3 separate regions of the Homo sapiens genome follow, and regions 2 and 3 are each linked to region 1. Evidence: chromatin loops called from intact Hi-C (ENCODE). Cell type or tissue: tibial artery. All regions are shown on one strand. Each heading gives the region's core, and the rest is flanking DNA. Links, peaks and the distances in the headings are about the cores only.

Region 1 (10,207 bases), core at 2,603-6,602:
TAAACAATATTTTGTGTCCATATTTACACATAGATAACAACAGATCACTATCATTTTTGGTATGGGCATATGTAGATATAAGTATTACATGAATTTCCTACTTTTTATCCAGTTATGGTCATATCACCTATCAGTGATTTAACTTCAGCCAAGACAGAAGTTTATCTCATGAAAACCAAGACTGGGCCGGGCACAGAGGCTCACGCCTGTAATCCCAGCACTTTGGGAGGCTGAGGTGTTTCACTTGAGGTCATGAGTTCGAGACTAGCCTGCTCAACATGGTGAAACCCTGTCTCTACTAAAAATAAAAAAAATTAGCTAAATATGGTGGCACGCACCCGTAATCCCAGCTATTCGGGAGGCTGAGGCATGAGAATCACTTGAACCCAGGAAGCGGAAGTTGCAGTGAGCTGAGATCACGCCATTGCATTCCAGCCTGGGCAACAGAGCAAGAGTCTGTCTCAAAAAATAAAAAAGTAAAAACAAAACTGGAGGTTCTCAGTCTAGGGTGGCGTTAGGGACTTTCATTTCCTTCCAGAGGACATTCTGCTATCCGCAGGGTAGAAGCCTAATCCTCAAGGTTCAAGGTGACAAGAATAGCTCCAACCATCATACGCTTATTCCAGGAAGCAGGTCAAAGGATGGAACAACTAAGAAATGACATTAAAGATATGTGTCAGTCCATCTGCGTTGCTATAAAGGAATACCTGAGGCTGGTTATTTATAGAAGAGAGGTTTAATTGGCTCACAGTTCTGCAGGCTGTACAAGCATGGCACCAGCATCTGCTCCTGGGGAGGCCTCAGGAAGCTTCCAATCATGGCAGAAGGTGAAAGGGAAGCAGGTACATCACATGGCGAGAGAAAGAGCAAGAGAGGGAGGAGGATGTGCCAACCCCTTTAAACAACCAGATCTCCCATAAACTCAGAGCAAGAATTCAGTCATTGCCATCAGGATGGCACCAAGCCATTGTGAGAGGGATCTGCCCACATCACCAAAACACCTCCCACCAGGCCCCACCTCCAACATCAGGGATCACATTTCAACATGAGATTTGGAGGGGACCAACATCCAAACCATATCAAGACAGAAGTTACAGAAGGGGGTCTCCAAAAATACCACCCAACACTTTTATTGCCTCCCATTGGCCAGAACCTGGTCACATGGCCACAACTCACTGCAAGGAAGCCTGGGAAAATGTAGCCTGTGCCCGCCCACTAGGAGAGGGGAGCACTGGTGCCAGGGTGTGGGACCACCAGTGGGCATTTATGCTTCCTACTTCTTTCTTCTTATAAAAATCCTTGAGATTCATCTTTGCATATTTTTCTGACTATTTCCTAGGGATCAATGCCTATAAATGAAATTTGGGACCAAAAGTTACTCACCTTCATTGGCCAGTTGCAAAATTGCCCTCTAGAAAAGTTGTACCAACGAACTCACCCAAGAGGTGGGGTTCTATTTCATGAAATGTTTCTCCACCCCACATTTCCTTTTAATCCACACCCTTTGGCCTTTATTAGGCTTAGACATCTCTTCAGAATCCGTGCTTCCTACATCATAATCTTGGGATTCAATACATGTTTTTCATTCGGGTTATTATTAATATCAGATTTATCTAACTATGCGTGAACCCAGCCACAGCCTTAGGGAAAGAGATGTATCTTTCAGTGCTGAAGAGAATAAAAATGAATAATCCTCAGAGACTTTGAAACTGAAGTGGGCAGGCAAGGGTGGAAAGAACAGATCTCATTCTACGAAGTGCATGGAGGGATATTCACAGAGCATGTAGTGCTGAGTAGAGCGGAACAGGCACCCGGGGACACCCAGAGAGCAGCCTTTCCTCAACAGAAAAGGAGTGAGCACCACACAGAGCTGCAGAAAGGGAATCCCAGACAGGGGTAACAGTAGATGCAAAGGCCCCATGGCAGGCACCAACTTGTCCAGGTTTGCCCAGAACTTTCTCAGTTTTAACACTAGAAATCCCATATCCCAGGAAAATTCTGAGTCTCAGCCAAGCTGGGATGATTTGCCTGAAACTGCCCTGTTATAAAACTGAGAGGTCTGTGCCCCATGACCCTCCTCAGTCCTGAGCAAGCTGAGGCAGTGGGTCGCCCTAGACTGGAACGACATGCATGATGGTGGGAAGAGCCAGTGACTCTCTTTCATGTCCTCTCTCCCCTCAACCTCAGGAGTCACCCAGGTGGGCACTGGCATCCAGGATGAAAACTTCCCAGCACCCCTAGCAGCAAGCAGTGGCCACGTGACCAGGCAGTGACCAATGCACATGAGGCCAGTGCACAGCAACTGCCATTAGAGGAAGGAAGATTTGTGTCCTCTTGTTCTCTTCTCCCCTCCCTGCTGGCTGGCAGTAGATAGGATGGACACTGTGGGGGAAGCTATACCCTAAGGAAGTCAGAGCAGCAAGATGGAAGTAGCCTAAGACCCTGAAAAATGCACAGAGAAGAATGACCCGACTGGCTTGGACTTTCATGTGAAAGGAATGAACCTCTGTCTTAGTAAAGCCACCGTCATTCAGGGTCCTTGTCACATTCACTGAGGCTGTAACATAATTGTTAGAAAGAACAGGAGCGGGAGGGGGGATGGAGTCGGAGAGGCAGGCAGAGGTCAGATCACATCGGGCCCGTAGGCCAAGGCGGAGGAAGAAACAGGCAACATAGGACTCAAGGACCACACCTGCTCCCAGGCAAAGGGAGTTTGCTGTGGGTGCCCCTCTCTGTCTGTGTGTCCAGTGTGTGGATATTCTTTATACCTTGCCCATATTGTACAAATACTTTTTTCTATTCAATATTTAGAAGACATTGCATTAAATAGCAAGATGGCAGATGAACATCAGGAAGGAACATTAGGGACATCCACAGTGTTCCATCCAGGAACCTTCACCGTGGAAACCCTTGTGCTCATGGGCGTGGTCTCAACACACAGTCAGCTGTTGGGGATCAGAGGCCGCACTCACCGGAGCAGTGAGGCAGAACTAACTGGGAGAGGGTCCTTCTGTGACACCTACTGCATCACCGGGCTGTGTGAAGTGACTCAGCTGCCAGAACTCACACAATATCATTCTACACCAAAACCTCATGGGAAAAATGGTAAGTTCTCAGTTTCTCCATTAATAGCAACTCTCAGATTAATCGCTGTCCTCCATCGCTTCTCCATGAAACAACTTTTTATAGCTTTGCTTGCGTCTATTTTTCCATTTTTTTTAATTTTGCTAACTGATTGAAAGATATATATTGTGTGTGTGTGATTTTGTCTCTGTCAGCCAGGATAATCATGGTTTAATTCTTATTATTTTTATTACCAACATCCTTTAGTTTTTTAAGCTTTTCAATTCCTAAGGGTATTAATCAAGATCTTTCTGTCTCATGAGACACAGAAAACAAATCCAAACTGTGTAAGAGGAAAAAGAATGCATTCATCACTAGCATTGAGGAGTTCCCAAGCTTAGCTTGCTTGGGGTACAGCTACGTCTACCATTTCCAGGGTCATCCTGTAACTCTCTCTCTCTGCTTCCCCAACTTTGGCTCCATGTTTAGCTCCACGACCCTCAGGCTTAAACAGCTGTACTGGCCGCTCCCCAGATCTCCAGCTCCCTGACCCTCAAACTCCAACTGCAGCACCAGCTCCGCCCCGGGTCTCCAGCTCCACAATCCTCAAACTACAACAGCAGCACCAGCTCCCCTGTGGATCTCCAGCTCAATGACTCTCAGACTTGGGAGGCGGCACCGGCTCCCCACCAAGCCTCCAGCTCCACAACCCTCAAACTAGAAAGCAGCACCGGCTACTCCCTGGGTCTCCAGTTCCCTCAAACTTCAGCTATAGCACTGGCTCTTCCCCGTGGCCACCAGCTCTGCAAACCTCAACTTACACAGTGGTAGCACCAGCTCCTCCCTAGGTCTCCAGCTACACGACCGTCAAAATTGAACTGCAACACCAGCTCCTCTTTGGCCTCCAGCTCCACAATCCTCCAACAACAACAGCAACACCGGCTCCTCCCTGAATCTCCAGCTCAACAACCCTCAGACTTGAGAGGCAGCACCGGCACCTCCCCAAGACTCCAGCTCCATGACCCTCAGATTTGAACAGCGGTAGCACCAGCTCCTGTCCAGGTCTCCAGCTTCACGATCCTTAAACTAGAACAGCAGTACCGCCGCCTCCGTAGGTTTCCAGTTCCATGATCCTAAGACATGAATGAAAGAACTGGGTCACCCCAGGGCTCCAACTCCAAGACCCACAGATTTGAACGGCAGCACCGGCTCTTCCTGGGATCTGCAGCTCCACAGCCTTCAAACTAGATCAGCAGCTCCGACTCCTCCCTGGGTCTCCAGCTACACAATCCTCAGACATGAACAATAATAGCACCGGCTCCTCCTTGGGTCTCCAGCTTCACTACCCTCAGACTAGAACAGCAACACCAGTTCCTCCCTGGGTCTCCAGCTCTACAATCCTCAGACATAAACAGCAGAAGCACCAGCTCCTACCCTTGTCTCCACTTCCACGACCCTCAAACTACAACAGCAGTACCGGCCTCTCCCCAGGTCTCCAGATCCATGACCCTCAAAATAGAATGGCATCATCGGATCCCTCCTGGGTCTCCAGCTCCCAAACCCTCAAACTTCAATTGACACACCGGATGCTCCCCACAGTTAAACAGCAGCACGGGCCGTTCCCAAAAGCTCCAGATCCACGACCCTCTGACTTAAATGGCAGTAGCACCGGCTCCTCCCTAGGTCTCCAGTTCCACAACCCTCAAACTACACAGCAGCACCGGCTCCTCCCCAGGTCCACAACTCCACCACCCTCATACGAGACACCAAGACTACCTCCTCCCCGCTCTCCAGCTACACGACCCTCAGTCTTGAACAGCAGCAGCTCCTCCCTGTGCCTCAAGCCCCATGACCCTCAGACTTGAACAAGAACAACACCATCTCCCCCCAGGGCTCCAGCTCGGGGACCCACAGATTTAAACAGCAGCACCGGCTCTTCCTGTGATCTCCAGCTCCACTAACCTCAAACTAGAATAGCAGCACCAGCTCCTCCTTTGGTCTCCAGCTTCACTACCGTCAGGCTAGAACAGCAACACCGGTTCCTCCCTGGGTCTCCAGCTCAATGACTCTCAGATTTGAAAGGCAGCACCGGCTCCTCACAAAGTTTCTGGCTCCAAGGCCCTCAAACTAGAATAGCAGCAGCTGCTGCATCTTGGGTCTCCAGCTCCACAATCCTCAAAGTAGAAAAGCAGCCCTGGCTCCTCCCCGAGTCTCCAGCTCCTCAAGTCTGAGGGTTGTAGAGCTGGAGACCCGGGGAGGAGTCAGTGCTGCTGTTCTACTTTGAGGGTCGTGGATCTGGAGACCCAGGGTGGAGCCGGTGCTGCTGTTCTAGTGTGAGGGTCATGGAGCTGGAAGACCCCGGGAGGAGCTGCTGCTGCTGTTCTAGTGTGAGGGTCATGGAGCTGGAAGACCCCGGGAGGAGCTGCTGCTGCTCTCCTAGTTTAAAGGTCATGGAGCTGGAGACCCGGAAAGGAGCCATTTGAACAGCAGCACTGGCCTCTCCCCAGGTCTCAGGCTCCACGACCCTCAGACTTAAAAAGCTGTAGTACGGGCTTCTCCCTGGGTCTCCAGCTCTACAACCCTCAGACATGAACAGCACCACCGGCTCCTCCCCCTGTCTCCAGTTCCACGAACCTCAAACTACAACAGCAGTACCAGCCTCTCCCCAGGTCCCCAGATCCACGACCCTCAAAATAGAATGGCATCATCAGCTCCTCCCTGGGTCTCCAGCTCCCAAACCCTCAAACTTCAATGGACACAGCACATCCTCCCCACAGTTAAACAGCAGCATGGGCTGTTCCCCAAAGCTCCAGATCCATGACCCTCTGACTTAAATGGTGGTAGCACCAGCTCCTCCCTAGGTCTCCAGTTCCATGACCCTCAAACTACACAGTAGCACCGGCCCCACCCCAGGTCCACAGCTCCACCAACCTCACATTAGACACTAAGACTACCTCCTCCCCACTGTCCAGCTACACAACCCTCAGCCTTAAACAACAGCAGCACCAGCTCTTACCTGGGTCTCCAGCACCACAACCCTCAGCCTTAAACAACAGCAGCACCAGCTCCTCCCTGTGTCTCAAGCTCCACAACCCTCAGACTAGAACCGCACCCCTCCTCCCTGAGTCTGCAGCTCCATGACCCTCAAACTACAACAGCAACACAGGCTCCTCCCTGAATCTCCAGCTCAACAACTCTCAGACTTGAGAGGCAGAACCGGCAACTCCCCAGAACTCTAGATCTGTTCAGACTAGAACAGCAACACCGGTTCCTCTCTGGATCTCCAGCTCAGTGACTCTCAGACTTCAAAGGCAGCACCAGCTCCTCCGTGGATCTCCAGATCCACAACATTCAAACCAACATGGCTCCTCCCTGGGTCTGCAGCTCCACGACCCTCAAACTAGAACAAGACCTCTCCTCCCTGGGCCGCCAGCTTCCTGACCTTCAAACTACAACAACACTGCTCCTCCCTGGGTCTGCAGGTCCATGACCCTCAGACCAGAACAAGACCTCTCCTCCCTGGGTCGCCAGCTTCCTGACCCTCGAATTACAACAACCTTGCTCCTCCCTGGGTCTGCAGCTCCACAACCCTGAAACTAGAACAAAATTTCTCCTACCTGAGTCGCCAGCTTCCTGACACTCGAACGACAACAAAATTGCTCCTCCCTGGGTCGGCAGCTCCACGACCCTCAAACTCGAACAAGACTTCTCCTCCCCAGGGTGCCAGCTACCGGACCTTCAACTTACATCAACATTGCTCCTCCCTGGGTCTGCGGCTCCACGACCCTCAAACCAGAACAAGACCTCTCCTCCCTGGGTCGCCAGCTTCCTGACCCTCGAACTAAAACAACAATGCTCCTCCCTGGGTCAGAAGCTCCACGACCCTGAAACTAGAACAAGACCTCTCCTCCCTGGGTCGCCAGTTTCCGGACCCTTGAACTACAACAAAATGGCTCCTCCCTGGGTCTGCAGCTCCACGACCCTCGAACTCGAACAAGACTTGTCTTCCCCAAGTTGCCAGCTACCAGACCCTCGAACTACAACAACATTGCTCCACCCTGGGTCTGTAGCTCCACGACCCTCAGACCGGATCAAGACCTCTCCTCCCTGGGTCGCCAGCTTCCGGACCCTCAAATTACAACAAAATTGCTCCTCCCTGGGTCGGCAGCTCCACGACCCTCACAATAGAACAAGACCTCTCCTCCCTGGGTCGCCAGCTTCCGGACCCTTGAACTACAACAAAATTGCTCCTCCCTGGGTTGGCAGCTCCACGACCCTCAAACTCCAACAAGACTTCTCCTCCCCGAGTTGCCAGCTGCCAGACCCTCGAATTACAACAACATTGCCCCTCCCTGGGTCTGCAGCTCCACGACCCTCAGACTAGTACAAGACCTCTCCCTGGGTCGCCAGCTTCCTGACCGTCGAACTACAACAAAATTGCTCCTCCCTGCGTCTGCAGCTCCACGACCCTCACACCAGAAGAAGACCTCTCCTCCCTGGGTCGCCAGCTTCCTGACCCTCGAACTACAACAAAATTGCTCCTCCCTGGGTCTGCAGCTCCACGACCCTCAGACCAGAACAAGACCTCTCCTCCCTGGGTCGCCAGCTTTCTGACCCTCGAACTATAACAACAATGCTCCTGCCTCAGTCTGCAGCTCCACGACCCTGAAACTAGAACAAGACGTCTCCTCCCTAAGTCTCCAGCTCCAACACCCTCAGATCTGAGCAGCGGCAGCACCAGCTCCTTTCTGGGTCTTCTGTTTCACGATCCTTAAATTAGAACAGCAGCACCATCTTCTCCCTGGGTCTCCAGCTCCACGAAACTCAAGCTAGAATAGCAGCACCGGCTCCTCTGGGATCTTCAGCTCCACGACCCTAAGACATCAGTGGCAGCACCGGCTCCTCCCCTGGACTCCAGCTCCAGGACCCTCAAACTTGAACAGAAACACCAGCTCCTCCCCAGGCCTCCAGCTCCTTGACCCTCATAAACAATCCCTTCTCATGAAATGTAGCAGTCAGGAAAACTGTAGAGGAAGTAAATAAATAAATGTTTTCCTTTCAAATTGATGTTTCTTTTCTGTTCACGCAAGTCAGAAAACTTTTCTACTTTCCATCAACCTTGCAACCTGCTTGCATTCATTTGTAAGATGGAAATCCATCATTTGAAATAACCTTTAAAAACTTAGTAGTTCTTTTTTACTATGATCTTATCTCACAGCTCTAGAAACGATCTTTCACTTTGCCTGTGCAGAAGTCTTGTGAACATTCAAACTATGAATTTACTTGGTTGAGATTCCTAGAATACACATTATCCCCAGATGTTCCTGCCCTTCTTAAAATCTTCTAACACGTTCCCCTCACCCGAGCATACGTGCCAGGTCCTATCCACAGCCCACAGTGCCCAGCACGGCCCTGCCCTCTGCCCTGACCTTATGGTCTCCCCTCTGCTGTTACTTTCCTCCCAGACAGGCCTCTGTCACTTCCTCAAACCACACAGGTTCAGGCCTGACTCCGGGCCTTTGCCCCTGCTGTGCCCCCTGCATGGAGCGCCTTTCCCCGGCTCCCCATCCTCCTCTCCACCGGCTCAGCTCCAGCCTGCTGGCCGCCCCTCAGTCCATGAACACACGATGTCCTCCCCCCAGGCCTTTGCACATGCTGTTCTCTGTGCCTGAAACCCGTCCCCCCTCACCATCTGCGTTCACTTTTCTAATTTCCATTCATCCTTGGAGTCTCCCCTGAAATATCGCCCCCCGCCTGCCCCCACCACTTGGACTTAACCTTGCTTAGGTTGAAAACCCCCATCTCCTGACTCCAGGAAGCTAGATGCTATCCTGGCACTTGGAACTTTCCCATCACAGCGTTTTGCGCACTCGTAATTTATTCTATTAGGTTGGTGCAAAAGTCATCACAGTTTTGTCATTGCTTTTAATGAATGGCAGCTCCGGCTCCTCCCGCTTTTGATTGCCATTACCTTTACTGGCAAAAGCCGGAATTACTGCTGCATCAACCTAATAGAATAATTTATATTTATTCACCTATCATCTGTCTTCCCCTCTAGAAAGTAAGCTCCATGAGAATAGGGACCAAATCTACTCCAATCACTCCACCTTCCTAGCACATTGTCAATAATTATTCACCGACTGACTGATGGAGAAATATCTTCATTGTTGCTGGGATGAGCCACATAACATGACATGCCCCTTTGAAAGTCAATGTCATGGACAGTTAGCGTTTGCTTTTCACTCCTGCACCCGTGGCTTGGCTGGGCTTAGGCTGATCTAGTCTGGGCTTGACTCCAGGCTGAGGGTTGGAACCCTGCGTGCTCCACACGCCTCTCATCCTGCAGCTGGAGCCGAAGTTCCCTGGGGCACGCTCGTCTCGTGGGAAAAATCAAGAGCATTAGAGGGCAGGCCTGGCAGTGCCAACACATTCCAGGCTTCTGCCTGTGCCGTGTCTATGAAAATCTTGTTGGCATAAGCAAGTTACCCAGCCACGAGCAATACCTATGGGATGGATAAGTCTATCCACCCTCCCTCGGGCCCTGGTAAGGACGTGGATGTGTCATACTCTTACAGGGGTAGTGAAATAGTGAGGCCCAACATTAAATCACCTACAGCAAGATACATCAGCCTCTGTGTCCCCACGCTGGAATCATGCTTCACCAGCAGGTTTACCTGAGCTGACTCCCCTTTGCAATGGTGCCTGCAGGTTTAGGCCAATGCTGTTCCTTGTGGAAGACAGAGAAGCCTCAGTTGGCCTCCGACTGTTGGCAAGAACAACATATTAAGTTGGCACAAAACAACCAGAAGCCCCAGGTGGCCCGTGCCCAGTGAGATAGGAGAGGGGCAGGAAGAACTGTGGAAGCTCAGGGAGGCTCTCATCCCCAGCCCCCTCCCCACTAGTCCCCATCTCTGCTTTCTTTTTCCTGTTTTTTTTTTTGTTTTGTTTTGTTTTTTTGAGACAGGGTCTGACTCTGTCACCCAGGCTGGAGTGCAATGTTGTGATCTTGGCTTACTCCAACCTCTGCATCCCAGGCTCAAGTAGTCCTCCCACTTCAGCCTCCCCAGTGGCTGGGACCAGAGGCACATGCCACCACACCCAGCTAAATGTTTTGTTTTTGTTTTGTAGAGACAGGGTTTTGTTG
Region 2 (10,207 bases), core at 3,962-7,961, 73 kb after region 1:
CTTCCTTCCTCTAATGGCAGTTGCTGTGCACTGGCCTCATGTGCATTGGTCACTGCCTGGTCACGTGGCCTCTGCTTGCTGCTAGGGGTGCTGGGAAGTTTTCATCCTGGATGCCAGTGCCCACCTGGGTGACTCCTGAGGTTGAGGGGAGAGAGGACATGAAAGAGAGTCACTGGCTCTTCCCACCATCATGCATGTCGTTCCAGTCTAGGGCGACCCACTGCCTCAGCTTGCTCAGGACTGAGGAGGGTCATGGGGCACAGACCTCTCAGTTTTATAACAGGGCAGTTTCAGGCAAATCATCCCAGCTTGGCTGAGACTCAGAATTTTCCTGGGATATGGGATTTCTAGTGTTAAAACTGAGAAAGTTCTGGGCAAACCTGGACAAGTTGGTGCCTGCCATGGGGCCTTTGCATCTACTGTTACCCCTGTCTGGGATTCCCTTTCTGCAGCTCTGTGTGGTGCTCACTCCTTTTCTGTTGAGGAAAGGCTGCTCTCTGGGTGTCCCCGGGTGCCTGTTCCGCTCTACTCAGCACTACATGCTCTGTGAATATCCCTCCATGCACTTCGTAGAATGAGATCTGTTCTTTCCACCCTTGCCTGCCCACTTCAGTTTCAAAGTCTCTGAGGATTATTCATTTTTATTCTCTTCAGCACTGAAAGATACATCTCTTTCCCTAAGGCTGTGGCTGGGTTCACGCATAGTTAGATAAATCTGATATTAATAATAACCCGAATGAAAAACATGTATTGAATCCCAAGATTATGATGTAGGAAGCACGGATTCTGAAGAGATGTCTAAGCCTAATAAAGGCCAAAGGGTGTGGATTAAAAGGAAATGTGGGGTGGAGAAACATTTCATGAAATAGAACCCCACCTCTTGGGTGAGTTCGTTGGTACAACTTTTCTAGAGGGCAATTTTGCAACTGGCCAATGAAGGTGCGTAACTTTTGGTCCCAAATTTCATTTATAGGCATTGATCCCTAGGAAATAGTCAGAAAAATATGCAAAGATGAATCTCAAGGATTTTTATAAGAAGAAAGAAGTAGGAAGCATAAATGCCCACTGGTGGTCCCACACCCTGGCACCAGTGCTCCCCTCTCCTAGTGGGCGGGCACAGGCTACATTTTCCCAGGCTTCCTTGCAGTGAGTTGTGGCCATGTGACCAGGTTCTGGCCAATGGGAGGCAATAAAAGTGTTGGGTGGTATTTTTGGAGACCCCCTTCTGTAACTTCTGTCTTGATATGGTTTGGATGTTGGTCCCCTCCAAATCTCATGTTGAAATGTGATCCCTGATGTTGGAGGTGGGGCCTGGTGGGAGGTGTTTTGGTGATGTGGGCAGATCCCTCTCACAATGGCTTGGTGCCATCCTGATGGCAATGACTGAATTCTTGCTCTGAGTTTATGGGAGATCTGGTTGTTTAAAGGGGTTGGCACATCCTCCTCCCTCTCTTGCTCTTTCTCTCGCCATGTGATGTACCTGCTTCCCTTTCACCTTCTGCCATGATTGGAAGCTTCCTGAGGCCTCCCCAGGAGCAGATGCTGGTGCCATGCTTGTACAGCCTGCAGAACTGTGAGCCAATTAAACCTCTCTTCTATAAATAACCAGCCTCAGGTATTCCTTTATAGCAACGCAGATGGACTGACACATATCTTTAATGTCATTTCTTAGTTGTTCCATCCTTTGACCTGCTTCCTGGAATAAGCGTATGATGGTTGGAGCTATTCTTGTCACCTTGAACCTTGAGGATTAGGCTTCTACCCTGCGGATAGCAGAATGTCCTCTGGAAGGAAATGAAAGTCCCTAACGCCACCCTAGACTGAGAACCTCCAGTTTTGTTTTTACTTTTTTATTTTTTGAGACAGACTCTTGCTCTGTTGCCCAGGCTGGAATGCAATGGCGTGATCTCAGCTCACTGCAACTTCCGCTTCCTGGGTTCAAGTGATTCTCATGCCTCAGCCTCCCGAATAGCTGGGATTACCGGTCCGTGCCACCATATTCAGCTAATTTTTTTTATTTTTAGTAGAGACAGGGTTTCACCATGTTGAGCAGGCTAGTCTCGAACTCATGACCTCAAGTGAAACACCTCAGCCTCCCAAAGTGCTGGGATTACAGGCGTGAGCCTCTGTGCCCGGCCCAGTCTTGGTTTTCATGAGATAAACTTCTGTCTTGGCTGAAGTTAAATCACTGATAGGTGATATGACCATAACTGGATAAAAAGTAGGAAATTCATGTAATACTTATATCTACATATGCCCATACCAAAAATGATAGTGATCTGTTGTTATCTATGTGTAAATATGGACACAAAATATTGTTTAGTGTAAACAAAGCTCTTCTTTTTTTTTTTTTTTTGAGACAGAGTCTCACTCTGTTGTGCAGGCTGGAGTGCAATGGTGAGATCTCGGCTCACTGCAACTTCCGCCTCCTGGGTTCAAACAATTCTCCTGCCTCAGCCTTCTGAGTAGCTGAGATTACAGGCACATGCACCACATCCAGCTATTTTTTTGTATTTTTAGTAGAGCTAGGGTTTCACCATGTTGTCCAAGCTGGTCTCAAACTCCTGACCTTCAGTGATCTGCCTGTGTTTACAGGCATGAACCACTGCACCTGGCCCATAAAGCTGTATTCTATTTTAATGAAGCAAAAATGCATAAGTGTGTAAGTGTGATCATATGTGTGTGTATGTCTAACAGGAGCACTACATAGCAAAATGCGAATGCTGCTTATCTTTGGTGTTGGTATCACGTGTGATTTAAAATCTTGTTTTCTTCTATTTTTAAAAACTTTCAAAATGAGTCATGACTTTGATTATTAGAAAAGAAATCTATAACAATTGAGAGGAAAGAAAACCCCACCTGTTGTTGAAACTGGCTGGAGCTGGGAGAAATGAGAGATTCCTTTGCAGGTGTCACCTCCCTACCAGAAAACTGGCCTTGCAGGAATGTCCCACAAGCCAGATGTGTCTCTTTCCCCCAGTCCCTGTGCCTGGTGTGAGGTCGTACAGACAGTGAGCGTCCTTCACAGAGTCTGACCTGCCAAGGTAGGGGGGAAGTGGGGGTTTAGTGACATTCAAAACCCGGGGGAGCCGAACAGGTGTGACTGTATGTTTGCAGGGTGACCTCTCCCCTCAAAGAGCAAGAAATAACTCTAGTGCAATTTCCAAACATTTACAAGAGAGGATTTTTAAACTTTTCACTTCTTTATTCCAAGTAGCACATTTGGAAGCACAAAATGCACAAAGAAGACCTGCTATTTACAATCACTTTCACTAAGCCAGTGTTATATTCAAAAACAGCAGATAAAGCTCATGGCTTTGATGAAAGGGGCAGTCTTTTCATTGGAAACAATTAATACTGCTCCCCGTTCTGGGGAGAATTTAAAGAAAATAATTTGGAAGGGGATATGGCTTGATACAATCAAATGATTTCAGATCACAAATGTAATCATTTGATCTTGCTTTAAAACCAAACATTTCAGAACAATCTGGCATCACATTCTCTTCTGAGTCTGTGAAACTCTGAATTCTGGGTGAGTTTGAATTCCCAAGGCAGGACTGAGGATAGAAAAGATTTGATGGCAGAAACCTGGTACTGTGGTTATCACGTGGGTTAAAGATGTAGGCTTGGTTAACCCACTGAACCTGCTTATGTATGAGGCTCACCTGAGAAGGTGATATGGACAAGCCCATCTTATGGGTCTGAGGGCTCTTCACCAGGAGTGGAGCAAGGAGGATGGCCCCAGCGTCCCCGTCTCTGAACACGTTTAGCGGGAGGGCTGTAGAGCCTGGACAGATCACCACTGGCTCCATGGGGAACTTTCAGCAGCACTCATTGCCTGTGTCTGTTCTGTGCCAGGCACTGCGCTCAGGGCAGGGATTTGGGATTCACCAGGGCACAAGGCGACGTGCGTCTGTCCTCACGGAGCCTAAGTGCTGGTGGAGACGGACAGTGCAGATGCCAACCGCAAATGACGAGGCACTTGCAGGTAGGGGTCAGCGCCAAGAAGGAAATGAAGGGTGCGTGTCGCTGACTGAGACTCTGGTGGGGGCTACTTAAATAGGGCCATGGGGGAGGGCCTCTCTGAGGAGGTGACATTTGAGCTGAGGCCTCACCAATCAGAAGGAAAAAGCTGTAAAGGGTCTGGGATTAACTCAACCTGGGGACTTTTAAAATAATGTAAGGTGTTCCAGCTCTTTCAGAATTTGTCTAGCACGTTTTCCGGTTGTCACTCCCAGGTGGGCTCGGGAAGAGGCATCTGTGCCCAGCTCGTGGCCTGTTCTTTGTACTTGCGGGGAAGGGGTCCCCTTCTCCCACAGCCATCCCCCCGGGGCCTGCTCCCAGGTGGGGTCTGGTTTTCACCAGAAAGCCCTCCATGCAAAAACAACAACAACAAAAAAACACCACCACAAAATTGAATTTGAATTAGTTGCCAGCATTTACATTTTAATTCTAAAAATCTGTATTTTCGACTTCGTTGGAAAGTCAGACTATCTGGCCATGCTGGGCTGGGATCTGGTGGATTTTGGTATTTTGGTTTCTGGTTAGGGAGGGTATTTGGGGTTTGCCCCTCCAGCATGTGTTCCAGTGTGGAGTGGGGATGGGGGCAGGCTCAGTGGGGGGATCTGCAGTGGCCAAGGGTCTTGGCTGTCTCCAGATGGCCGGACGGACCCTGCCACCTCCTGCTTGGGGTGTGCTGGGGTTCTTTGCTGCCCCTCCTCCCAGCCCACATCCTCTTGAACTCCACGGAGACCACCTCCATGTGAGGCTGGGAAGGGAAACCTGCCTTTGTAAGTGGAATCAGGTGAAATCGGGCTGTGACTGTGTCAGTCAGAAACTAAAAGGCCCTGTCACACCCGTGGCCAGGAAGACTGTCACCACGGTGGCATGCAAATGACAGAGATGCGTGGGACAGTGTCTACCAAGAGACGAGCCAGGTGAGGGCAGGTCGTCGTGAAGGAGGGAGGTGGGGTCCTCCCCACAGAGCAGCGCCATCCCACAGAGAAACGGCCTCTGGGGAGGGACGCGTTCCAAGGAGGCCCCGTGCAGTGCAGAGTGGGTGGCTCGAGGCCTGAATGCCGGGCACTCGGAGCGGTCAGTGTCCCCGTGGGAACAGGGCTGCTCGCAGCCAGGTGATTGGCAACCTTGGATGGTCAGCCCCTGTGTGCGTGTGAGGGGGTGGCCCTCTGCTCTGTCCCTTCTGAAGGCAGCTGTAAGGGCTGGGATCTAGTGGATTTTGGTATTTCGGTTTCTGGTTAGGGAGGGTATTTGGGGTTTGCCTCTCCAGGATCTGTCCCAGTGTGGAGTGGGGAGCAGCCATAAGGGATGGAGGCCAAAGCGCTCAGCATCAGACAAGCCTGGGCGAAGGTCCTACTTCCTGCCAGGCCAGTGCCTCTGAGCCTCAGTTTCCTCATCTGTATAGTGGGGTTAATCCCAACCATGTATACTGCCTGCCTGCCATGTGCCAGGCCCTTCTTACACATCTTTGATTGCTTGAGGGCAGGGACTTTATTATCCACCTTTAGAGTTGAGAAAGAAGAGGCATAGAAAGGTTAAACCACTTACCGGGGGTCACACAGCTGCTGTTGCAGAGTAAAGTCTCCAGACTCAAACAGAGCACTAAGCCCCGCCCTGCGCACCAACAGGTGCTCCAGGAATGTCAGGTGCCATTTATCACCCTCATCACCTGCTGGGAGTGCTCGTCCCATCATTCAAACCCCGTGAGCGTGAAGTGAGGGGACATATGCAGGATCGAGTGTACTGGCAGGTAACGTAAGTAAAGTAATAACCACAGGATGATATTCACAACCCATATTAGTGCTACCAACAGCCACATCTGCCTGCTTCTCTGGGCCCAGGATTGTCTGCAGGCTCCCAGGAGCTGGTCCTGACTGGGTCAGAAGAAAGGTCTGAGGTTATGAGAAGGAGTAGCTTGCCCAGCTCATGGCCTGTTTTGTACATTGGGAGTCCCTGTCCCCCACAGCTGTCCCCATGGGCCTACTCCCAGGTGGGCTTGGGAGACCCCAGAGCTGCGCGCCTTTAGGCCAGGGTTCTGCCGGGTGCTGTGTGTCTGTGGGGGTGACGCCCACCCCCCAACCCTCTTGCCCTGCCAGCTGCTGGACACACAGCAACTGCAGGGCATGAACTCTGAGACCAGGACCTCTGCAGGTCCTGGGAGGCAGAAGTTGCAGTGAACCAAGATTGCACCATTGCACTCCAGCCTGGGTGACAAAGCGAGACTCTGTCTCAAAAAAGAGAAACAGATATTTATATGAGACAGTCTGTAGAGGTTTGAAATGCAACATGATCCATCATGCGGAGATTTTTATAGAGAATTAATTGTTTCAGTTCAGTGTGAAGGGACTTAAACTCCTCTCTTCACTAGAATTTTCCAAACTGTTAAGGGGACATATGTAATTGTCACCTGCATCACATGCAATCAGGGGCCCATAAGAAGAAGTGAAACGTTCCTTTCTTACATGATTGTTTTTGGTGAATTGAGCAGTTTTGTATTCATCATTCAAAATGCACAGGCCAGGGGAATGCCCAATACTTCTGGCTGCCTACCCTCCCACTGCAACTAACGTAAGCAGGCAAGCAATGGCTGTTGATAAGGACACAACGGTCATCATCACATTTCAGGGGTTTTTGTTTGTGTTTGTGTGTGTGTGTGTGTGTGTGTGTGTGTGTGTGTGTGTGTATTTGTTTGTTTTGAGACGAAGTCTCACTCTGTTGCCCAGGCTGGAGTGCAGTAGCAAAATCTCAGCTCACTGCAACCTTAGCCTCCCAGGTTCAAGCAATTATTGTGCCTCAGTCTCCCCGAGTAGCTGGGATTACAGGTGCCCGCCACCACACCCAGCTAATTTATGTAATTTTAGTAGCGACGGGATTTCGCTATGTTGGCCAGGCTGGTCTTCAACTCATGGCCTCAAGTGATCTGCCCACTTCGGCCTCTCAAAGTGCTGGGATTACAGGTGTGAGCCAAAATTTCAGGGTTGTTTGTTTGTTTGTCTTTAAGACAGGCGCTCTCTCTGTTGCCCAGGCTGAATGCCGTGGTGTGATCATGGCCCACTGCAGCCTGAACCTCCTGGGCTCAAGCGATCCTCTTGCCTCGCTCTCCTGAGTAGCTGTGAATACAGGCGCATGCCACCATGCCCGGCTAATTTTTGTATTTTTTATAGAGATACGGCCTTGCCCTGTTGCCTGGGCTGGTCTCAAACTCCTGGGCTCAAGCGATCCGCCCACCTCGGCCTCCCAAAGTGTTGGAATTACAGACATTTCAGTGTTTTTAAAAAATCAAAAAAGCATGACTGGATACAATCAGGATTTCAGTAGAAGTAGAAAATATGGGAATGTCAGTGAGCAAATAAGTGCAGAGAGAACAGGGGATGAGAAGAGGAATGTGGGAAGATGGGAAGCGCTGGGCGGAGAAGAGGATGGGGACGGGCTGGGGATGAAGTCTGGAGTGCAAGCTACAGTCAGGAAACTGAAAGCTGCCCAAAGCATTAAGATTGCCCAAGCCAGAAGCACACGAGGCAGTTTTCAAGAGAGTAAGGAGCAAGAGATCATTAAACTCACTCACCAGGAGAGACAAGAGATGGTGGGAGTAATTTAATGAGAGAGGCCTTGACACTACAAAAAAATCTAAATTCATTCTTTGCCTGACTGTTCACAAGGGAGGAGGGGGAAGCGGTTGTCTTCAGAAAACATGATACATTTTTCTTAGGCAAAACTTACAGAGAGGAAGAGATGGGAAAAAGAAGCAACCGAGGTGATGGGAAATGGAGCTGATTTATTCTTGGTGTTGGAGCGGCAGTTTCTCTAACACAGATAAACTTTAAAAACCAGCTCAGACCCATCCCTTGAGCCCTCGCTTGTCCCTCTCCACAGGTCCCAGCCCGTTCAGAGTTTTCAAGGAAGCAGCTCCCAGGCTACTGCCACCTTCCTGGGACCTGTGAGCCCCTCATCACCCAAGCTGGCAGAATCCCTCCAACTCATGGCTCCGTGAAACCTGAGTGCCTGCCTCCGCTGACCAATTCCCTGGGTGGATTTTCTTCTGGTGGTCGGAAAACTGTATCAGTCTTTTCCAGATGTCTGGCATTACATTCTGTCATTTGGAATACAGTTGATTCTTGAACAATGTGGGAGTTGGGGGCACCAAATCCCACGCAGTCAAAAATCCACATATAACTTTTGACTCTGCAAAAACTTAACTACTGATAGCCTACTGTTGACCAGAAGCCTTACTGATAACATAAACAGTTTTCGTATGTTAAATGTATCATATACTGTATTCCTACAATAAAGTCGGCTAGAGCAAAGAAAATGTTATTAAGAAAATCATACGGAAGGGAGTATACATTTACTCTTCATTAAGTGGAAGTGGGTCACCATGAAGGTCTTCATCCTTGTCTCTTCACATTGAGTAGGCTGAGGAGTAGGAGGAGGAAGAGGAGGGTTTGGTCTTACTGTCTCGGGGTGGCAGAGGCAGAAGAAAATCTGCGTATATGTGGTCTCTGGCAGTTCTAACCTGTGCTGTTCAAGGGTCCATTGTATTTATTACCCAGTGGGCTGAAATCAAGATAAATTAAGCACAGGTAAGTCCCATTTCAAGAAGTCCAATACATAAAAATCTGCCCATAGAATACTCAAATGAAACAACCAAAAGAGACCCAAGGCTCTTTTGGATCCAATTTCCTCAACACTGAAGAGGAGAATGTGGCCCTCTGAGAGGCATTCAGTTGGACTCTGTGTAGTGAGATTGCTGTTTCTTTATCTAGGGTCTGGGCACAGGAGCGTGTACCTGGTGAGGATTAATTGAAATGTACTCTTATGATCTGGGCACGTTTCTTTTCTTCCTCTTTCTCTTCTCCTCCTCCTCCTCCTCCTCCTACCCCTTCTTCCTCTTCTTTTTTTTTTTTTTTTAAGAGATGAGGTCTGACTATGTTGCCCAGGCTGGTCTCAAACTCCTGACCTCAAGTAATCAACCCACCTCAGCCCCGCAAAGTGCTGGGATTACAGGTGTGAGCCACCACTCCTGGCCTGGGCACTTTTCTTATGTATGCTATCATTCAGTATCTTTTACTCCCAGGGGGATTTTGATTGAGGAAGAGCAAGGCATTTTTTGTTTTGTTTTGTTTTTGAGATGGAGTCTCGCTCTGTTGCCCAGGCTGGAATGCAATGGCACGATCTCGGCTCACTGCAACCAACCTCGTCTCACTTGTCCTCCCAAAGTTCTGGCATTACAGGCATGAGACATCGTGCCCGGCCTGAGCAAGACATTCTTTAAAGGTGAGCCACCCCCCTGCGAGGGTGTTTGAGCCACTCCCTCAGGAACCACCCATTCCTGGTTCTTTCCCACGGGATTTGCTCCAGCCTCTGCTGCTCTGGCTTCCCCAGCTTCCCACTCCTGGCTCCCCTCCTACCCTCCTGCTTTGTCACGTCCCCTCCAGATCCCCCAAGGACCCTGGCTGGGCTGGCTTTCCCATCCCAGAGTCCCCTGTGGCCCCCACTGTCTTGGCTCAGGGAAGCCTCTTTCCCAGACAGGCCCGTCCTGGCCACCACCCCACCCTCCATCCCCCAGATGGCACACGTACAAGTCCATCGCAGACCCCATCAGAGCCCAGATTTCTTTGGTGAAGATGTGACTTGGCACAGATGAACCCACTCTCTTGAAATTTCATTTCTGGGCTGCATAACCCAGCGGCAGGGCACAGCTAGCATCCAGACCCCCTGTAATGATTTAGAGAAGGAAAAGAAATCTTGGACGGGCGTGGTGGCTCACACCTGTAATCCTAGCACTTCGGGAGGCTGAGGCAAGTGGATCACATGAGGTCAGGGGTTCAAGACCAGCCTGGCCAATATGGCAAAACCCTGTCTCTACTAAAGATACAAAAATTAGCCGAAAGCGGTGGCACATGCCTGTAGTCCAAGCTACATGGGAGGCTGAGACGGGAGAATTGCTTGAACCCAGGAGGCGGAGGTTGCAGTGAGCCGAGATCATGCCATTGCACTCCAGCCTGGGTGACAGAGAGAGGCTCTGTCAAAAAAGAAAGAAAGAAAGAAATCTTAGAGCCCAGGAAGAGAACAAGAACAGGCAAGGCAGACAGTGACTATCAGTCTTCCCCAGTCAGCTTTCCACCCTGCAGCCTCCACGGTCTTTCTCCATCCAGCTCCACGCATGGTCACTCCACTGCGTAAAAACCCT
Region 3 (10,207 bases), core at 3,032-7,031, 620 kb before region 1:
CCTGGAAGCCTGGTCTGTCCAAGGCCAGCGGAGAGACCAGTGTGGCCATGACCAAGTGGACACAGGAGTGAGTGGTGGGAGGTGGGACTGGACGGGGGCAGGGACCTGTGGGGGTTTGGATGCCATCCTGAGGTCCAAGGGCAGCCTCTGAGGTTTGATGGGTCCGATCTTTCTCTTTGGACGTCCCCATGGGAGGGCCTCCTTGTCTGGGGCTGAACCTTTCCTCCCCATTCCCACCATGTCCTGTTTCACAGGTAAGAACCTGTGTGGGAGGGAGACTCTGTTTCAGGGCCTTGGCCACATCTCAGAAGAAAATCTGAGAAGACCGTTTTCAGGAAATGCTTGGCTGGGAAGTCTGCCATGGGAAGCAGTGGTCTGAGATCCAGGTCAGGATCCTCCTGAAACATGCGGGTCTATGCAGGGAATTGCCAGGGGTCAGAATGAAGGCGTCTGGCTTCAGGAGCATACAGTGGGAAGCAGCCCAGGCTGGAAAGTGCAGATTTTACCGGAGCTGTAGGTTTTCATGAGGAACCTGGGGGTCCCTCAGGCATCTCCCTGCAAACAGCTGCCTACCCATGGTGAACATCCAGAGGCCGGGTCCCAGGGCTTCTCCTGGCTTCCCTGCCTCCAGTTCAGTCCCAAGAACAAGATGGTGTCACTGACCTTGCTCTCAGACACCCGCTTCCCATGGCAGAGTTCCCGGCCTGCCTGGGTTCCTCTGCCTCCTGGGTTCAAGTGATTCTTGTGCCTCACACCCAGCTGATTTGTGTATATTTAGAAGAGACAAAGGTTTCTCCTTGTAGACCAGGCTGGCCTTGAACTCCTGACCTCAGGTGATCTGCCCACTTCAGCCTCCCAAAGTGCTGGGATTACAGGAGTGAGCCACTGTGCCCAGTCTTGTCTGTTTTCTCTTAACAAGTGCACAATATCAATGGGAGAAGCAACCCTGGCCTGAGCCCCTAAGTCAAACATCTGGGTGCACCTGGGGACAGTCAACATGGACCCGGTTACTGTGGCCCTGATGGTAGATTGTGGTCCTGGTTGGCACAGGTGGGTCATCACAGTCTTACCTGTAGCTGGTTTATGGAAGGTCTGAACTAGATACGAGCAGGAAATGGATTCATTTTTCTCCAACCGCTGCCTTCGAGCAGCTTCTGTGAGGCAGGGTTGGGTTAGGGTGAGTAAGTGAGGCCAAATCATGCAAATGCAGGGTTGGATTGTATCTTAGTTGAAATGTTGATAACTTTTCCCACTAGGGTTTTTTTTTTTTTTTTGCATTAAATTTGATTTTTTTTAAACCTGCATTAAAATATTATTTTATTTATATTAAATACTTATTTTATTTATATTAAATAATATTTATTATTTATTTATCAGTGAATTTTTTGTTTGTTTATTTGTTTGTTTTTGAGATGGAGTCTTGCTCTGTCATCCAGGCTGGAGTGCAGTGGCGCGATCTCGGCTCACTGGAGCCTCTGCTTCCCAGGTTCAAGCGATTCTCCTGCCTCAGCCTCCCGAGTAGCTGGGACTACAGGTGCACACCACCGCGCCCGGCTAATTTTTTGTATTTTTAGTAGAGACGGGGTTTCAACATGTTAGCCAGGATGGTCTCGATCTCCTGACCTCATAATCCGCCTGCCTCAGCCTCCCAAAGTGCTGGGATTACAGGCGTGAGCCACCACGCCCGGCCTGATCAGTAAATTTTTTGGTGCCCCCTTAAACTTTATACCTCCCTTGCTGGACCCTGATAATCCAGAGATGAGCGCCTCCCTCCCCTGCCTCGCCCTAGTCCCCATCCTGCTGATAGGTCTCTGGTCTCTGCTTCTTGATGACATCTGGGGAAGTTTCCCTAGGATTTTGGTCACTTTGATTTATCATAACAGACTTCTTAATAATGAATGGAATATGTCAGGGCCTGGTGGCTCATGCCTGTAATCCCAGCACTTTGGGAGGCTGAGGTGGGCAGATTACTTGAGGTGAGGAGTTCAAGACCAGCCTGGTCAACATAGAGAAACCCCTTCTCTACTGAAAATAGAAAAACTACCTGGGCGTGGTAACATGTGCCTATAATCCCAGCTACTCAGGAGGCTGAGGCAGGAGAAACACTTGAACCTGGGAGGCGGAGGTTGCAGTGAGCTGAGATCACACCACTGCACTCCAGTCTAGGAGACAGAGCAAGACTCTGTCTCAAAAAAACAAAAACAAAAATGAATGGAATAACTCGTGTTTAGGTGTTACAAAATCCAGGCCAGACAAATCTAAACTTTTATCTCACACCCAGTTCCTACATTAGTCCTTTCTCCAGCTCAAGTTCAGCCTAAGCCTCGAGGGTCCTTAGTTGCGGGGGGAACCACCTGCTCTTTTCCCCACCTTTGTTCCTGTTTTTTCTCTGCTGGCTCCTGTGGGGTTGGGTGCATTCAGAAGTAGGGACAGGCTAAAGGTCTTTGGCTTTTTGGTTCTGTTGATGGGTGAGTTCCAAATACTAGCTTTCTCTTGTAGGATATTTCATTTATTTATTTGTTAAAAATATTTATTAAGAACACACCATTCATGTGCTGGAGACTGTTCCAGCCACTGGGGATAGGGTGATAAATGAGACAAACAAAAGTACCTGCCCATATTAAGCTCCTATTCTAGGGAAGAGAAAAAAGAAAGAAAATACACGTCTACTTAGTACATTAGAACGTTCCAGGTACTGTAAAGAAAAATAAAGCAGGCTGGACTCAGTGATTCATGTCTGTAATCCCTGCCCTTTGGGAGGTCGAGGTGGACAGATTGCTTGAGCTCAGGAGTTCTACACCAGCCTGGGCAAGGCAAAATCCTGTGTCTACAAAAAAAAAAAAAAAAAAAAAAAAAAAAATTAGCTGGGTGTGATGGCATGCACCTGTGGTCTCAGCCACTGGGGAGGCTGAGGTGGGAGGATTGCTTGAGCCTGGGAGGCGGAGGTTGGAGTAAGCCAAGATCGCAACATTGCACTCCAGCCTGGGTGACAGAGTCAGACCCTGTCTCAAGAAAAAAAAAAAAAGGAAAAAAAAGAAAGCGGAGATGGGACAAGAGGGGGAGGGAGGGGACTGGGGATGGGAAGCTCCCTGAGCTCCCACAGTTCTTCCTGCCCCTCTCCTGTCTCAATGGGCACGGGCCACCTGGGGCTTGTGGTTGTTTTATGCCAACCTAATATCTTGTTCTTGCCAACAGTCGGAGGCCAATTGAGGCTTCTCTGTCCTTCACAGGGAACAGCATTGGCCTAAACCTGCAGGCACCATTGCAAAGGGGAGTCGGTTCAGGTAAACCCGCTGGTGAAGCATGATTCCAGCGTGGGGACACAGAGGCTGACATATCTTGCTGTAGGTGATTTAACGTTGGGCCTCAATATTTCACTACCCCTGTAAGAGTATGACACATCCACATCCTTACCAGGGCCCGAGGGAGGGTGGACAGACTTATCTATCCCATAGGTATTGCTCGTGGCTGGGTAACTTGCTTATGCCAACAAGATTTTCATAGACACGGCACAGGCAGAAGCCTGGAATGTGTTGGCACTGCCAGGCCTGCCCTCTAATGCTCTTGATTTTTCCCACGAGACGAGCGTGCCCCAGGGAACTTTGACTCCAGCTGCAGGATGAGAGGCGTGTGGAGCACGCAGGGTTCCAACCCTCAGCCTGGAGTCAAGCCCAGACTAGATCAGCCTAAGCCCAGCCAAGCCACAGGTGCAGGAGTGAAAAGCAAATGCTAACTGTCCATGACATTGACTTTCAAAGGGGCGTGTCATGTTATGTGGCTCATCCCAGCAACAATGAAGATATTTCTCTATCAGTCAGTCGGTAAATAATTATTGACAATGTGCTAGGAAGCTGGAGTGGTTGGAGTAGATTTGGTCCCTATTCTCATGGAGCTTACTTTCTAGAGGGCAAGACAGATGATAGGTGAATAAATATAAATTATTCTATTAGGTCGATGCAGCAGTAATTCCGGCTTTTGCCAGTAAAGGTAATGGCAAACAAAAGCGGGGAGGAGCTGGCGCTGCCGTTCATTAAGAGTAATGACAAAAACTGCGATGACTTTTGCACCAACCTAATAGAATAAATTACGAGTGCGCAAAACGTTGTAATGGGAAAGTTCCAAGTGCCAGGATAGCATCTAGCTTCCTGGAGTCAGGAGATGGGGGTTTTCAACCTAAGCAAGGTTAAGTCCAAGTGGTGGGGGCAGGCGGGGGGCGATATTTCAGGGGAGACTCCAAGGATGAATGGAAATTAGAAAAGTGAACGCAGATGGTGAGGGGGGACGGGTTTCAGGCACAGAGAACAGCATGTGCAAAGGCCTGGGGGGAGGACATCGTGTGTTCATGGACTGAGAGGCGGCCAGCAGGCTGGAGCTGAGCGGGTTGAGGAGGATGGGGAGCCGGGGAAAGGCGCTCCACGCAGGGGGCACAGCAGGGGCAAAGGCCCGGAGTCAGGCCTGAGCCTGTGTGGTTTGAGGAAGTGACAGAGGCCTGTCTGGGAGGAAAGTAACAGCAGAGGGGAGACCATAAGGTCAGGGCAGAGGGCAGGGCCGTGCTGGGCACTGTGGGCTGTGGATAGGAAACTGGCATTTATGCTCGGGTGAGGGGAACTTGTTAGAAGATTTTAAGGAGGGCAGGAACATCTGGGGATAATGTGTATTCTAGGAATCTCAACCAAGTAAATTCATAGTTTGAATGTTCACAAGACTTCTGCACAGGCAAAGTGAAAGATCGTTTCTAGAGCTGTGAGATAAGATCATAGTAAAAAAGAACTACTAAGTTTTTAAAGGTTATTTCAAATGATGGATTTCCATCTTACAATTGAATGCAAGTAGGTTGCAAGGTTGATGGAAAGTAGAAAAGTTTCCTGACTTGCGTGAACAGAAAAGAAACATCAATTTGAAAGGAAACCATTTATTTATTTACTTCCTCTACAGTTTTCCTGACTGCTACATTTCATAAGAAGGGATTGTTTATGAGGGTCAAGGAGCTGGAGGCCTGGGGAGGAGCTGGTGTTTCTGTTCAAGTTTGAGGGTCCTGGAGCTGGAGCCCAGGGGAGGAGCCAGTGCTGCCACTGATGTCTTAGGGTCGTGGAGCTGAAGATCCCAGAGGAGCCGGTGCTGCTATTCTAGCTTGAGTTTCGTGGAGCTGGAGACCCAGGGAGAAGATGGTGCTGCTGTTCTAATTTAAGGATCGTGAAACAGAAGACCCAGAAAGGAGCTGGTGCTGCCGCTGCTCAGATCTGAGGGTGTTGGAGCTGGAGCCTGGGGGTGGAGCCATTGCTGCCATTGAAGTGTGAGAGTCATTGAGCTGGAAGTCCAGGAAGCAGCTGGTGCTGCTGTTCTAGTTTGAGGGTTGTGGAGTGCAGACCCAGGCAGGAGCAACATTGCTGTAGTTCGAGGGTCAGAAAGCTGGCGACCCAGGGAGGAGAGGTCTTGTTCTAGTTTGATTTTCGTGGAGCTGCAGACCCAGGCAGGAGCAATGTTGCTGTAGTTCGAGGGTCCGGTAGCTGGCAACCCGGGGAGGAGAAGTCTTGTTCGAGTTTGAGGGTCGTGGAGCTGCCGACCCAGGGAGGAGCAATTTGGTTGTAATTTGAGGGTCCAGAAGCTGGAGACCCAGGGAGGAGAGAGATCTTGTTCTGGTCTGAGGGTTGTGGAGCCACAGACCCAGGGAGGAGCAATTTTGTTGTAATTTGAGGGTCAGGAAGCTGGCGACCCAGGGAGGAGAGGTCTTGTTCTAGTTTGAGGGTCGTGGAGCTGCCGACCCAGGGAGGAGCAATTTTGTTGTAATTCGAGGATCAGGAAGCTGGCGACCCAGTGGAGGAGAGGTCTTGTTCTGGTCTGAGGGTCATGGAGCTGCAGACCCAGGGAGGAGCAATGTTGTTGTAATTCGAGGGTGTGGTAGCTGGCAACCTGGGGAGGAGAAGTCTTGTTCGAGTTTGAGGCTCGTGGAGCTGCCGACCAGGGAGGAGCAATTTTGTTGCAGTTCGAGGGTCAGGAAGCTGGCGACCCAGGGAGGAGAGGTCTTGTTCTAGTTTGAGGGTCGTGGAGCTGCAGACCCATGGAGGAGCAATTTTGTTGTAATTCGAGGGTCTGGAAGCTGGAGACCCAGGGAGGAGAGGTCTTGTTCTAGTTTGAGGGTCGTGGAGCTGCCGAACCAGGGAGGAGCAATGTTGTTGTAATTGGAGGGTCCGGAAGCTGGCGACCCAGGGAGGAGAGGTCTTGTTCTGGTGTGAAGGTCGTGGAGCTGCAGACCCAGGGAGGAGCAATTTTGTTGTAATTCAAGGGTCCGGTAGCTGGCAACCCAGGGAAGAGAAGTGTTGTTGGAGTTTGAGGGTCGTGGAGCTGCCGACCCAGGGAGGAGCAGTTTGGTTGTAATTCGAGGGTCAGGAAGCTGGCGACCCAGGGGAGGAGAGGTCTTCTTCTGGTCTGAGGGTCGTGGAGCTGCAGACCCAGGGAGGAGCAATGTTGTTGTAATTCGAGGGTCTGGTAGCTGGCAACCTGGGGAGGAGAAGTCTTGTTCGAGTTTGAGGCTGGTGGAGCTGCTGATCAGGGAGGAGCAATTTTGTTGTAGTTCGAGGGTCAGGAAGCTGGTGACCCAGGGAGGAGAGGTCTTGTTTTAGTTTGAGGGTGGTGGAGCTGCAGACCCAGGGAGGAGCAATTTGGTTGTAATTCGAGGGTCTGGAAGCTGGAGACCCAGGGAGGAGAGGTCTTGTTCTAGTTTGAGGGTCGTGGAGCTGCCGAACCAGGGAGGAGAAGTCTTGTTTTAGTTTGAGGGTCGTGGAGCTGCCGAACCAGGGAGGCGCAATTTGGTTGTAATTGGAGGGTCCGGAAGCTGGTGACCCACGGAGGAGATGTCTTGTTCTGGTCTGAGGGTCGTGGAGCTACATACCCAGGGAGGAGCAATGTTGTTGTAATTCGAGGGTGTGGTAGCTGGCAACCTGGGGAGGAGAAGTCTTGTTCGAGTTTGAGGCTCGTGGAGCTGCCGACCAGGGAGGAGCAATTTTGTTGTAGTTCGTGGGTCAGGAATCTGGCGACCCAGGGAGGAGAGGTCTTTAGTTTGAGGGTTGTGGAACTGCAGACCCAGGCAGGAGCAATGTTGTTGTAATTCAAGGGTCCGGAAGCTGGTGACCCAGGGAGGAGAGGTCTTGTTCTAGTTTGAGGGTCGTGGAGCTGCCGACCCAGGGAGGAGCAATTTGGTTGTAATTGGAGAGTCCGGAAGCTGGAGACCCAGGGAGGAGAGGTCTTGTTCTAGTTTGAGGGTCGTAGAGCTGCAGACCCAGGGAGGAGCAATTCTGTTGTAATTCGAGGGTCTGGAAGCTGGAGACCGAGGGAGGAGAGGTCTTGTTGTAGTTTGAGGGTCGTGGAGCTGCCGAACCAGGGAGGAGCAATGTTGTTTTAATTGGAGGGTCCGAAAGCTGGCGACCCAGGGAGGAGAGGCCTTGTTCTGGTGTGAGGGTCGTGGAGCTGCAGACCCAGGGAGGAGCAATTTTGTTGTAATTCAAGGGTCCGGTAGCTGGCAACCCAGGGAAGAGAAGTGTTGTTGGAGTTTGAGGGTCGTGGAGCTGCCGACCCAGGGAGGAGCAATTTGGTTGTAATTCGAGGGTCAGGAAGCTGGCGACCCAGGTGAGGAGAGGTCTTCTTCTGGTCTGAGGGTCGTGGAGCTGCAGACCCAGGGAGGAGCAATGTTGTTGTAATTCGAGGGTCTGGTAGCTGGCAACCTGGGAAGGAGAAGTCTTGTTCGAGTTTGAGGCTGCTGGAGCTGCTGATCAGGGAGGAGCAATTTTGTTGTAGTTCGAGGGTCAGGAAGCTGGTGACCCAGGGAGGAGAGGTCTTGTTTTAGTTTGAGGGTGGTGGAGCTGCAGACCCAGGGAGGAGCAATTTGGTTGTAATTCGAGGGTCTGGAAGCTGGAGACCCAGGGAGGAGAGGTCTTGTTCTGGTTTGAGGGTCATGGAGCTGCCGAACCAGGGAGGAGCAATTTGGTTGTAATTGGAGGGTCCGGAAGCTGGTGACCCAGGGAGGAGAGGTCTTGTTTTAGTTTGAGGGTTGCGGAACTGCAGACCCAGGCAGGAGCTATGTTGTTGTAATTCAAGGGTCTGGAAGCTGGCGACCCAGGGAGGAGAGGTCTTGTTCTAGTTTGAGGGTCGTGGAGCTGCCGACCCAGGGAGGAGCAATTTGGTTGTAATTCGAGGGTCAGGAAGCTGGCGACCCAGGGAGGAGAGGTCTTCTTCTGGTCTGAGGGTCATGGAGCTGCAGACCCAGGGAGGAGCAATATTGTTGTAATTCGAGGGTCTGGAAGCTGGAGACCGAGGGAGGAGAGGTCTTGTTCTAGTTTGAGGGTCGTGGAGCTGCCGAACCAGGGAGGAGCAATGTTGTTGTAATTGGAGGGTCGGAAAGCTGGCGACCCAGGGAGGAGAGGTCTTGTTCTGGTGTGAGGGTCGTGGAGCTGCAGACCCAGGGAGGAGCAATTTTGTTGTAATTCAAGGGTCCGGTAGCTGGCAAACCAGGGAAGAGAAGTGTTGTTGGAGTTTGAGGGTCATGGAGCTGCCGACCCAGGGAGGAGCAATTTGGTTGTAATTCGAGGGTCAGGAAGCTGGCGACCCAGGGGAGGAGAGGTCTTCTTCTGGTCTGAGGGTCGTGGAGCTGCAGACCCAGGGAGGAGCAATGTTGTTGTAATTCGAGGGTCTGGTAGCTGGCAACCTGGGAAGTAGAAGTCTTGTTCGAGTTTGAGGCTGGTGGAGCTGCTGATCAGGGAGGAGCAATTTTGTTGTAGTTCGAGGGTCAGGAAGCTGGTGACCCAGGAAGGAGAGGTCTTGTCTTAGTTTGAGGGTGGTGGAGCTGCAGACCCAGGGAGGAGCAATTTGGTTGTAATTCGAGGGTCTGGAAGCTGGAGACCCAGGGAGGAGAGGTCTTGTTCTAGTTTGAGGGTCGTGGAGCTGCCGAACCAGGGAGGAGCAATGCTGTTGTAATTCGAGGGTCCGGAAGCTGGCGACCGAGGGAGGAGAGGTCTTGTTCTAGTTTGAGGGTCGTGGAGCTGCCGAACCAGGGAGGCGCAATTTGGTTGTAATTGGAGGGTCCGGAAGCTGGTGACCCAGGGAGGAGATGTCTTGTTCTGGTCTGAGTGTCGTGGAGCTACATACCCAGGGAGGAGCAATGTTGTTGTAATTCGAGGGTGTGGTAGCTGGCAACCTGGGGAGGAGAAGTCTTGTTCGAGTTTGAGGCTCGTGGAGCTGCCGACCAGGGAGGAGCAATTTTGTTGTAGTTTGTGGGTCAGGAATCTGGCGACCCAGGGAGGAGAGGTCTTGCTTTAGTTTGAGGGTTGTGGAACTGCAGACCCAGGCAGGAGCAATGTTGTTGTAATTCAAGGGTCCGGAAGCTGGTGACCCAGGGAGGAGAGGTCTTGTTCTAGTTTGAGGGTCGTGGAGCTGCCGACCCAGGGAGGAGCAATTTGGTTGTAATTGGAGGGTCCGGAAGCTGGAGACCCAGGGAGGAGAGGTCTTGTTCTAGTTTTAGGGTCGTAGAGCTGAAGACCCAGGGAGGAGCAATTCTGTTGTAATTCGAGGGTCTGGAAGCTGGAGACCCAGGGAGGAGAGGTCTTGTTGTAGTTTGAGGGTCGTGGAGCTGCCGAACCAGGGAGGAGCAATGTTGTTGTAATTGGAGGGTCCGAAAGCTGGCGACCCAGGGAGGAGAGGTCTTGTTCTGGTGTGAGGGTCGTGGAGCTGCAGACCCAGGGAGGAGCAATTTTGTTGTAATTCAAGGGTCCGGTAGCTGGCAACCCAGGGAAGAGAAGTGTTCTTGGAGTTTGAGGGTCGTGGAGCTGCCGACCCAGGGAGGAGCAATTTGGTTCTAATTCGAGGGTCAGGAAGCTGGCGACCCAGGTGAGGAGAGGTCTTCTTCTGGTATGAGGGTCGTGGAGCTGCAGACCCAGGGAGGAGCAATTTTGTTGTAATTCAAGGGTCCGGTAGCTGGCAACCCGGGTAGGAGAAGTCTTGTTCGAGTTTGAGGGTCGTGGATCTGCCGACCCAGGGAGGAGCAGTTTGGTTGTAATTTGAGGGTCCGGAAGCTGGAGACCCAGGGAGGAGAGAGGTCTTGTTCTCGTCTGAGGGTCGTGGAGCTGCAGACCCAGGGAGGAGCAATTTGGTTGTAATTCGAGGGTCAGGAAGCTGGCGACCCAGGGAGGAGAGGTCTTGTTCTGGTCTGAGGGTCATG

What was found. Peaks named below come from ENCODE experiments on the same cell type or tissue, not always from the same donor. Only the 100,000 strongest peaks of a DNase experiment are listed, where the experiment ranks them.
Region 2: a loop joins it to region 1, with 2.7 times the contacts of the local background. A loop is called at or near these places in 38 of 110 quality-filtered maps.
Region 3: it touches region 1 in a loop (11-fold over the local background); 78 of 110 quality-filtered maps call a loop at or near these places.

What each region holds. Positions count from the first base shown.
Region 1 is chr20:47,892,281-47,902,487 of GRCh38, reverse strand. No RefSeq gene overlaps it. Among named protein-coding and RNA genes, the nearest start is that of LINC01523, 86 kb to the left of the region's middle. RefSeq lists an enhancer at 7,166-8,102. In tibial artery, for the core only: no CTCF peak of the experiment used is centred there; a DNase peak (open chromatin) is centred at 4,857.
Region 2 is chr20:47,821,020-47,831,226 of GRCh38, reverse strand. It overlaps the pseudogene RNU7-173P. Among named protein-coding and RNA genes, the nearest start is that of SULF2, 41 kb to the right of the region's middle. RefSeq lists an enhancer at 4,433-5,133. In tibial artery, for the core only: no CTCF peak of the experiment used is centred there; a DNase peak (open chromatin) is centred at 6,016; H3K27me3 peaks cover 459 bases.
Region 3 is chr20:48,511,576-48,521,782 of GRCh38, reverse strand. No RefSeq gene overlaps it. Among named protein-coding and RNA genes, the nearest start is that of LINC00494, 160 kb to the right of the region's middle. In tibial artery, for the core only: no CTCF peak of the experiment used is centred there; a DNase peak (open chromatin) is centred at 5,422; H3K27me3 peaks cover 514 bases.